Linked DNA regions of Homo sapiens: region 2 is linked to region 1. Evidence: chromatin contacts called from ENCODE Hi-C or POLR2A ChIA-PET data. All regions are on one chromosome and are shown on one strand. The core of a region is the stretch at or near the end of the contact, and the rest is flanking DNA. Distances in the headings are between cores, read along the strand shown. Region 1 holds the start of LINC03002 (long intergenic non-protein coding RNA 3002). Region 2 overlaps LOC105378009 (a long non-coding RNA gene).

Region 1 (3,613 bases), core at 20-2,519:
GACCTTGCCGTAGACACACAGATATATGTAGGAGGTTAGCCCGCTGGTGGTGATGAAAGCCAGCCTTTACAGTCAACTGGAGACTGGTCACTTGTCCACATGCCTAAGGGATCTGACCTGATGAACAGGGCCTACCTGAGGAACCTGACATGTGGGTTCTGTACTTTCTGCTGCCAGCTCTTTATGAGGTTCAAGGGTCTTTAACTTTGTCTCTGTACTAACTCCTTGTACTGCTGAAAATAGACAATGCCTATCTAACTTTGCCAGGTTATTTTGAGAGTCAAAGGAAAAAATATGTGCAGAGTTAAAAGTGCCGTGGAAGTGAAAAAGTGGTGTGTTCTTTCTTCTATTCCTATTGGGAGTTGACTGCTTATCTCATTTTGCATAATAAACTGGCCCAGATTGGGTGGAGCAGATAGAAAGGAAGAGGTGTCTAGCAAGAAAAGATGGGCTTAACAGTGTTTGCTTTTTTCTCCATGTACTGATTGAGACTATTTCTTAATCAGAGAAAATCTGTTTGGGATCCAGAATGGTTTTCTCTGAAAAGAAGATGAATTGCTAAGTTATAAAACTAGGGCAATGGGATGGAGAGACTTCTCACCCATGATTTGATACTGTGGATTACTTACTTCTCTTCATTTTCTTAAGAGCCATAATTGCCCTGCAATGGATCATGGATCCCAGGCTGCTTCTGGACAGGTACTATTGGGCCAACACTCAGACTTACGTTCAGTACCCCCATTTGTGTCCTGTGGCATTGTGCCCAATGTAGCAACTAGAGTGATAAATGACTTCCTGCGCCTAAGGTCACCAAACAAGCAAATGCTCCCCAGGGTCATTAGATGGCTTTGTGTTCTTCTCCTAAATTGTTCCATCAGTGAGCCAGGATGGTGGAGGACTTGATTTTTTTTAATTTTATTTTTGATGCTCCTTCTAGGCTCCAGACTCACTGGAGACATCCTGACACATAATGCTTCGCCCAGCACAATGCGATGCCCTTTACCTAGTAAAAGGGTGAGTCCCGTAAAGGTGCTGCCTTCCCCCCAGAACAAACAAGGGAAATGCATCAGGAGAGCTCAGCTGCAGACAGAATGCACATCATGAAGCAGGAGCCACCCTGGGATTCCTCAGATGAAAGCCAATTTCAATGAACATTGTGTTTCAAAGCCCGCTTCCTCTTGCTCGGTAAGAGCTGCAGAAGGAACATCCCACTTGAGTCTGCTGACACAAAAGAATGCTGTGGCTGGGAGATCTTATCGAGCCTTCCTGTGCCACAGCAACAGAGCTCCAGTTGTGTCTTGTAAGAATTGGTCATTGTTTCATGGGGACGACTGGCTCCTTTGGGTGGGATCTGATGGCATCTCATGGAGTTGAGGTAGGTGGTGCTGGGAGGTCAGCCAGCCACATGACCTGGCTTGCTGGCTTCTCGGAAGTCAGATAGAAGAGCAAACTTCACCCAGTTTGCTGGATGCCGAATAGTTAAACATTTTAAGTTTAACCATTAAAATATGTATTTTCTGTTTCCTTAATAATATCTTCAACTGTACAAGTTAAGAACAAAAATTAGAAATGATGTTCAGGTTTTCTCAGTTGGTATAAGCTGTTTATTGTTCTCTTTTAACCAACAGTTATTTGATTCTAACAAAACTGAGGAAAATCAAGTAGTGTTTTGAAAAATATAAATTTAATTATTTAAAACTATCTATGGAGAATGTAGATGCTAATACGTAAACATTTTAGTGTTGATGACATAAGTCTCAAAAATATTTATTTGCTTCGTGAAGATGAACTTCCAGTTTACAATCATCACATTTGTATATAATAGTGTAAGTTAATAACATCAACTTAATTAAATTTGGCTAATTCTAGATAGTGTCTTCTTTTCCTAGAAAGCTCGTGGCCTTTTCCAGAGAGGGAAAATTGATGGTTACTTGTTCAGTTATACGGAGAGTAGAATTTGAATTTTCTTCTCTTTCCTCTTTCTCTTCCTAAAGGTCTGCTGCAGTAATGAATACATATAGAAATATATATAACTGTCGGTAAGACATGTCAGGGAAAAGGGGGGCCGTGAGTTTCCTAAAGGAACTTAAAGAAATTTTTTTTAGATTGAGGGGGTACATGTGTAGCTTTGTTACATGGCTGTATTGAGTGATGCTGAGGTTTGGGCTTCTGTTCGAACAATCACCCAAATAGTGAACACAGTATTCAATAGGCAGCTGTTAAAGTCTTGCTTTGCTTCCTCCCCTCTTCCCCCACTTTTGGAGTCCCCAGTGTCTATTGTTTTCATCTTTATGTCCATGTGTACTCAATATTTAGCTCCCACTTGTGAGAACATGCAATATTTGATTTTCTGCTTCTGCGCTAATTCACTTAGGATAATGGCCTCCAGCTGCATCCACATCTCTGCAAAGGACATGATTCCATTTATTTTTATGGTTGCATAGTATTCCATGGTGTGTATGTATCACATTTTCTTTGACCAGTCCACCATTAATGGACACCTAGGTTGATCCCATGTCTTTGCTCTTGTGACTAGCGTTGTAATAAACATATGAGTGCAGGTGTATTTTGGTAGAATGATTTATTTTCCTTTGGGTATATATCCAGAATGGGATTGCTGGGTCAAAGGGTAGTTCTATTTTTAGTTTAAAGAAATATTTTAAATCCCTCTTTCCCATATCTCCCTGTAGAATTTTCTAAAATGCTGTTTGTTCCATGTATTCTGATATTCAGAAAAAACAATTATTTTGCTTTAACTTTGTACAAAGTTCTGAGGATCAAGATATTACCAAAACACCATCTCTGTTCTAAATATACATTTTAAAATTATCATGCATAATTAGTTATGTGTAAATGTTTCTGCCCTCACTGAACTGTGAGCACCTTGAAGAAGGGAGCTAGACCATATTCATCTTCCTGTCTCCAGTGCTGACCACAATGTCCTGCACATAGAAGTGCTTAGTGAATATTTATTGACGGACAGGTGGATGGATGGGTGAGCAGATGGATGAATGGATGGCCATGCTATAGCCTAGCACATTTACAAGTAGGGATTTAATTCAGGCTATCCACATGGTGCTTGGCATGACTACACCTGTTAATCCTCTGGGCATTTATTATCCCACTCTTTTGTTTGTTTGTTTGTTTGTTTGTTTGTTTTTTTGAGATGGAGTTTCACTCTTGTTGCCCAGGCTGGAGTGCAATGGCACTATCTCAGCTCACTGCAACCTCTGCCTCCTGGTTTCAAGCGATCCTCCCACCTCAGCCTCCTGAGTAGCTGGGATTACAGGCACGCGCCACCATGCCCAGCTAATTTGTTGTTGTTGTTGTTGTTGTTGTTGTTGTTGTTGTTGAGATGGCGTCTTGCTCTGTCACCTAGGCTGGAGTGCAATGGTGCCACCTCCGCCTTCCAGGTTCAAGCGATTCTTCCACCTCAGCCTCTGGAGTAGCTGGAATTACGGTGCACGCCACCACGCCTGGCTAATTTTTTTTGTAGTTTTGTAGAGACGGGGTTTCACCATGTTGGCCAGGCTGGTCTTGAACTCCTGATCTCGGGTGATGTGCCCGCCTCAGCCTGCCAAAATGCTGGGATTGCAGGTGTGAGCCACCGCGC
Region 2 (3,763 bases), core at 731-3,230, 200 kb after region 1:
GACAAGCCTGGGCAACACAGCGAGACCCTACAAAAAATTTGAAAAATTAGCCAGGTGTGTTGGTGTGCACCTGTAGTCCTAGTTGCTCAGGAGCCCAGCAGGTCAAGACTGCAGTGGGCCATAATTTCACCACTACACTCCAGCCTGAGTGACAGTGCCCAAGACCCCATCCCTCATAAAAGAAATAAAAATTAAAAATTAAAATTAAATTTAAAGGCTGGGTGCTGTGGCTCACGTCTATAATCCCAGCCCTTTGGGAGGCCGAGGTGGGCGGATCATTTAAGGTCAGGAGTTCAAGACCAGCCTGGCCAACATGGTGAAACCCTGTCTCTACTAAAAATACAAAAAAATGAGCCAGACACGGTGGCACGTGCCTGTAATCCCAGCTACTTGGGAGGCTGAGGCAGGAGAATCGTTTGAACCCAGAAGGTGGAGGTTGCAGTGAGCAGAGATCGCACCGCTGCACTCCAGCCTGGGTAACAGAGTGAGACCCTGTCTCTAAATAAATAAATAAATAAATACATTTTCTTAAAAGGGAAAAAAAATATTTTTAAACTCTTTAATGAACAGTTACTAGCAAACATTGTATGTAAGCAATGTTTGCAAGCAGAAGCTACCATTTGTCAGCTATTAAGGTCAATGCAACCTTCCTAGGTGTTGGCCTTTCTGACATTCACTCCTTTACACTTAAGGGTGTAATGGGCTTTATCTCAATAATCCCTAGATCCTCTGAGGACAGGGCTATGTTCATTTTTAAATTTTTTTATGTTTATTTTTATAATTTTTTAAATTTTGAGATGGGAGTCTTGCTACGTTGCCCAGGCTGGTCTCGAACTCCTGGCCTGAAGTGATCTGTCCTCTTTGGCCTCCCAAAGTGCTGGGATTACAGGCATGAGCCACCATGCCCAGCCAACGGATGAGGCTATGTTCAAAGTCACTCTCTCAGCCTTTTCTGACCACCAATAGACCCAAAGTCCACATTTCTTAGCACGGCATAGATGCCTTCTGGGGCCTAATTTTGCCTACCTTTCTCTCCCAGCTCGTCTTCCTCCATAGTCTGCCTCAGACTTTCCTTGTGTATTTATTTGCAGGCATAATGTCATTTCACGTCTCTGTGACGTTGCCCTTCCTATTCACCCAACCACAGAACTCTTCCCCACCCTTCCGTCAATTTTGCTTGCCAACTCCCATTCATCCTCTGAGACTCAACCCAAGCCCCAGGGCAGGCTTCTCTGAACGTCCAGATTTGGAAGCTCCTCTCTGGTTCCCACTGCCTCTGCTTTCTCATCAGCACAACATTCATGTGTTGAAAACATTTATTTGCTACGCCCCACCTACTCCATCCTGAACCACTCTCTAAGCTTTTAGAGGACAGGATCCATGTCTTCATCTCATTAATGCCAAGCACAGTGCCTGTTACTATTCAATAAATGCTTGCTCAAATATATTATTTTGGTATTATCTAGCCCTGCTTGACTACCAGCAGACACACTTTCAATAAGTAACTGATGATTAATTTACTAAGAGATCATAATAAAAAAGTTTTTGCCAAATGCTCTTTATTTTAAGTGCGTTCAATAAATTTGCACAGATTGGAAAAAGGAAATGTCTTGGCTTAAAAAATTTTCTCTATGATGTGCACTGGTCTTTCATTTTGAATGCCGTTTTCGCAGACAGCAGGCCTGATATGGAATACCTGGGCGAAGGGCACGCTTTCCAGGCATTGCACTACAAATCCTAACTTCTTTCTCACGTATGCGAATGTGTGGCAAGTATGTATGTTGATAATTCCTAAGAAGTCTGTATTCTATTTTAATCAAACTGAATAGGAGTAGTCCTTTGTTAAAATGAATGAAATCTGCAGTTAGGCACTGGAATTCATTTCCAAGGGAGGGGTTCTCCAAGAAGCCTTGCTCCAACTCCACCCTGGCGCCTGCCCTAAGAGCGCCTGCCCAAGGCCAATGTGTCCACACCCCGGCCAGGAAAGGGTTGGGTCCCCTTCAAGGTTCAGCTGCAGCCCCTGGGGACAGGAGGCTACGACACCATTGGGCTAGTCCCAGGCTCTCTGCACAGCTTGAGGTTGGGTTTCTGGATCTCTGACGTTTTCAAACCTGGCACACTCTCCACATCCCCTGTAAACCGTAATACTACTATTTAGTGAGCTGTGATCAGACAGTTGCTGCACATTTGCATAATACCTACCCTCCTTGCACAGGTGGAGTAACTGAAACAATTTTTGAAATGATTTTCCCAAAGATGGTGCGTAGCCATCCTGGGGTAACACCCGGAGGAGCTGATTCCAGACCTGCACAGGTGATGAGCGATGTATTAAAGCTGTGCTAATCATTATAGATTTTAAGTTTTTCACATATATCACCTCGTTTTATACCCACCAAACCCCTATTAAGAAAAAGGTGTCCTCCTCTTACTGATGAGCAAATTGAGACAGAGAGACAAAGTGAAGGCTGGAGAGGGGCATGGCCAGTAACCATGTAGTGGGGTGGGGACAGAAACCCATGTCTTGTCTTGATTCAGAACTCTGTCTACCCCTTCTCTCTCTCTCTGTCTCTCTCACTCTCTCTCTCTCTCTCGCTCTCTCTCACGCACACGTGCAGACACACACATAGAAATGCTTCGCTCCTGGGGAAAAAGGGAAGGGACAGGTAGGAAGAGAATCTGTGAAGAACCAGAAGTGTGATTTACATAAGACAAGTTTTTCATAAATATGCCAGGCACCATAAGAAATAAATTATAAAATCAGGCCGGATGCAGCAGCTCATGCCTGTAATCCCAGCACTTTGAGAGGTCAAGGTGCGCAGATCAATTGAGGCCAGGAGTTTGAGACCAGCCTGGCCAACATGGTGAAACCCTGTCTCTGCTAAAAATACAAAAATCAGGCCGGGCTTGGTGGCTCATGCCTGTAATCCCAGCTACTCAGCAGGCTGAGGCAGGAGAATTACTTGAACCTGGGTGGCAGAGGTTGCAGTGAGCTGAAATGGTGCCACTGCACTCCAGCCTGTGGGACAGAGTGCGACTCTGTCTCAAAAAAGAAAAGAAAATAAAGAAATTATAAAATCACTCACTGATATTTGCATTACCAACTGAAGAGTCTGATAGGCCCCTAAGTTGGCTCACCGTAAAGATGGCTGAGTTTTCCCTTCGTTTCTATCCTAGTTTGCTCTGAAGTACAGACTACAAATATGATAAGACAAATGTGTTTGCAATTTTAAGCCATGCACAATGGTTTGCACCCGTAATCCCAGCTACGTGGGGGTCCAGGAGTTCCAGGCTATGTGAGCTATGATCCTGCCACTGCACTCCAGCCTGGGTGACAGAGCAAGACCCTGTCTCTTAATAAATAAAATAAAATATGTTTGCAATTTTAGCTCCATGAATAAAAGCATTCAAACTGAATTCTCCACTAACACCAGAAATTTGGCCTTAAATGAAGACTTACTGTCTCTTGCTGTGAAGTATGATATAATGTCTTAGATATATGAAGATCTCAAATGTCCACTTAGTTGAAGGCCCAACCGTTATTGTACTGTAGTAATAAGAGTGAGGCTGAGGAAAGAGTTTGAAGATAGCTCTTGTGAAATGAGCTACTGGTCTCATGAGACCTTTGCAGGAAGTGAAGTTCATAAGGAATGACTAAACCCTGCATAGAAAATGTTACCTTCATCCATGAAACAACATGGTTGGTTCTTATCACTCGCCCTAATGTGATAGCTGTTCATCCTGGATTAACATCACGTTGATTAAT

Evidence for each region. Hi-C counts contacts between places; a loop is a spot of excess contacts on that map. ChIA-PET counts read pairs that join two places held with the same protein, here RNA polymerase II (POLR2A). Pooled maps may share reads with other maps.
Region 2: a map of heart left ventricle shows a loop between it and region 1 (2.5-fold over the local background). The contact joins the enhancer-like site here to the promoter of LINC03002 in region 1. A Hi-C loop is called at or near these places in 5 of 168 maps with a recorded cell type or tissue (Right ventricle myocardium inferior, gastrocnemius medialis, heart left ventricle and 1 more) and 8 of 50 pooled maps. POLR2A ChIA-PET finds 5 or more read pairs at or near these places in 1 of 52 experiments (activated T-cell).

What each region holds. Positions count from the first base shown.
Region 1 is chr6:134,537,661-134,541,273 of GRCh38, reverse strand. It overlaps LINC03002 (long intergenic non-protein coding RNA 3002), which reads left to right and starts at 1,269. Exons shown (of 3, transcript NR_125856.1): 1 at 1,269-1,375. RefSeq lists an enhancer at 3,166-3,613.
Region 2 is chr6:134,340,623-134,344,385 of GRCh38, reverse strand. All of the region lies in intron 1 of LOC105378009 (a long non-coding RNA gene), which reads left to right. Among named protein-coding and RNA genes, the nearest start is that of SGK1, 24 kb to the right of the region's middle. Within about 2 kb of position 1,980, at least 4 of the 41 ENCODE cell types and tissues checked have a DNase peak (open chromatin) inside an H3K27ac peak, as active enhancers do; they include heart left ventricle, where a contact is called at or near this core.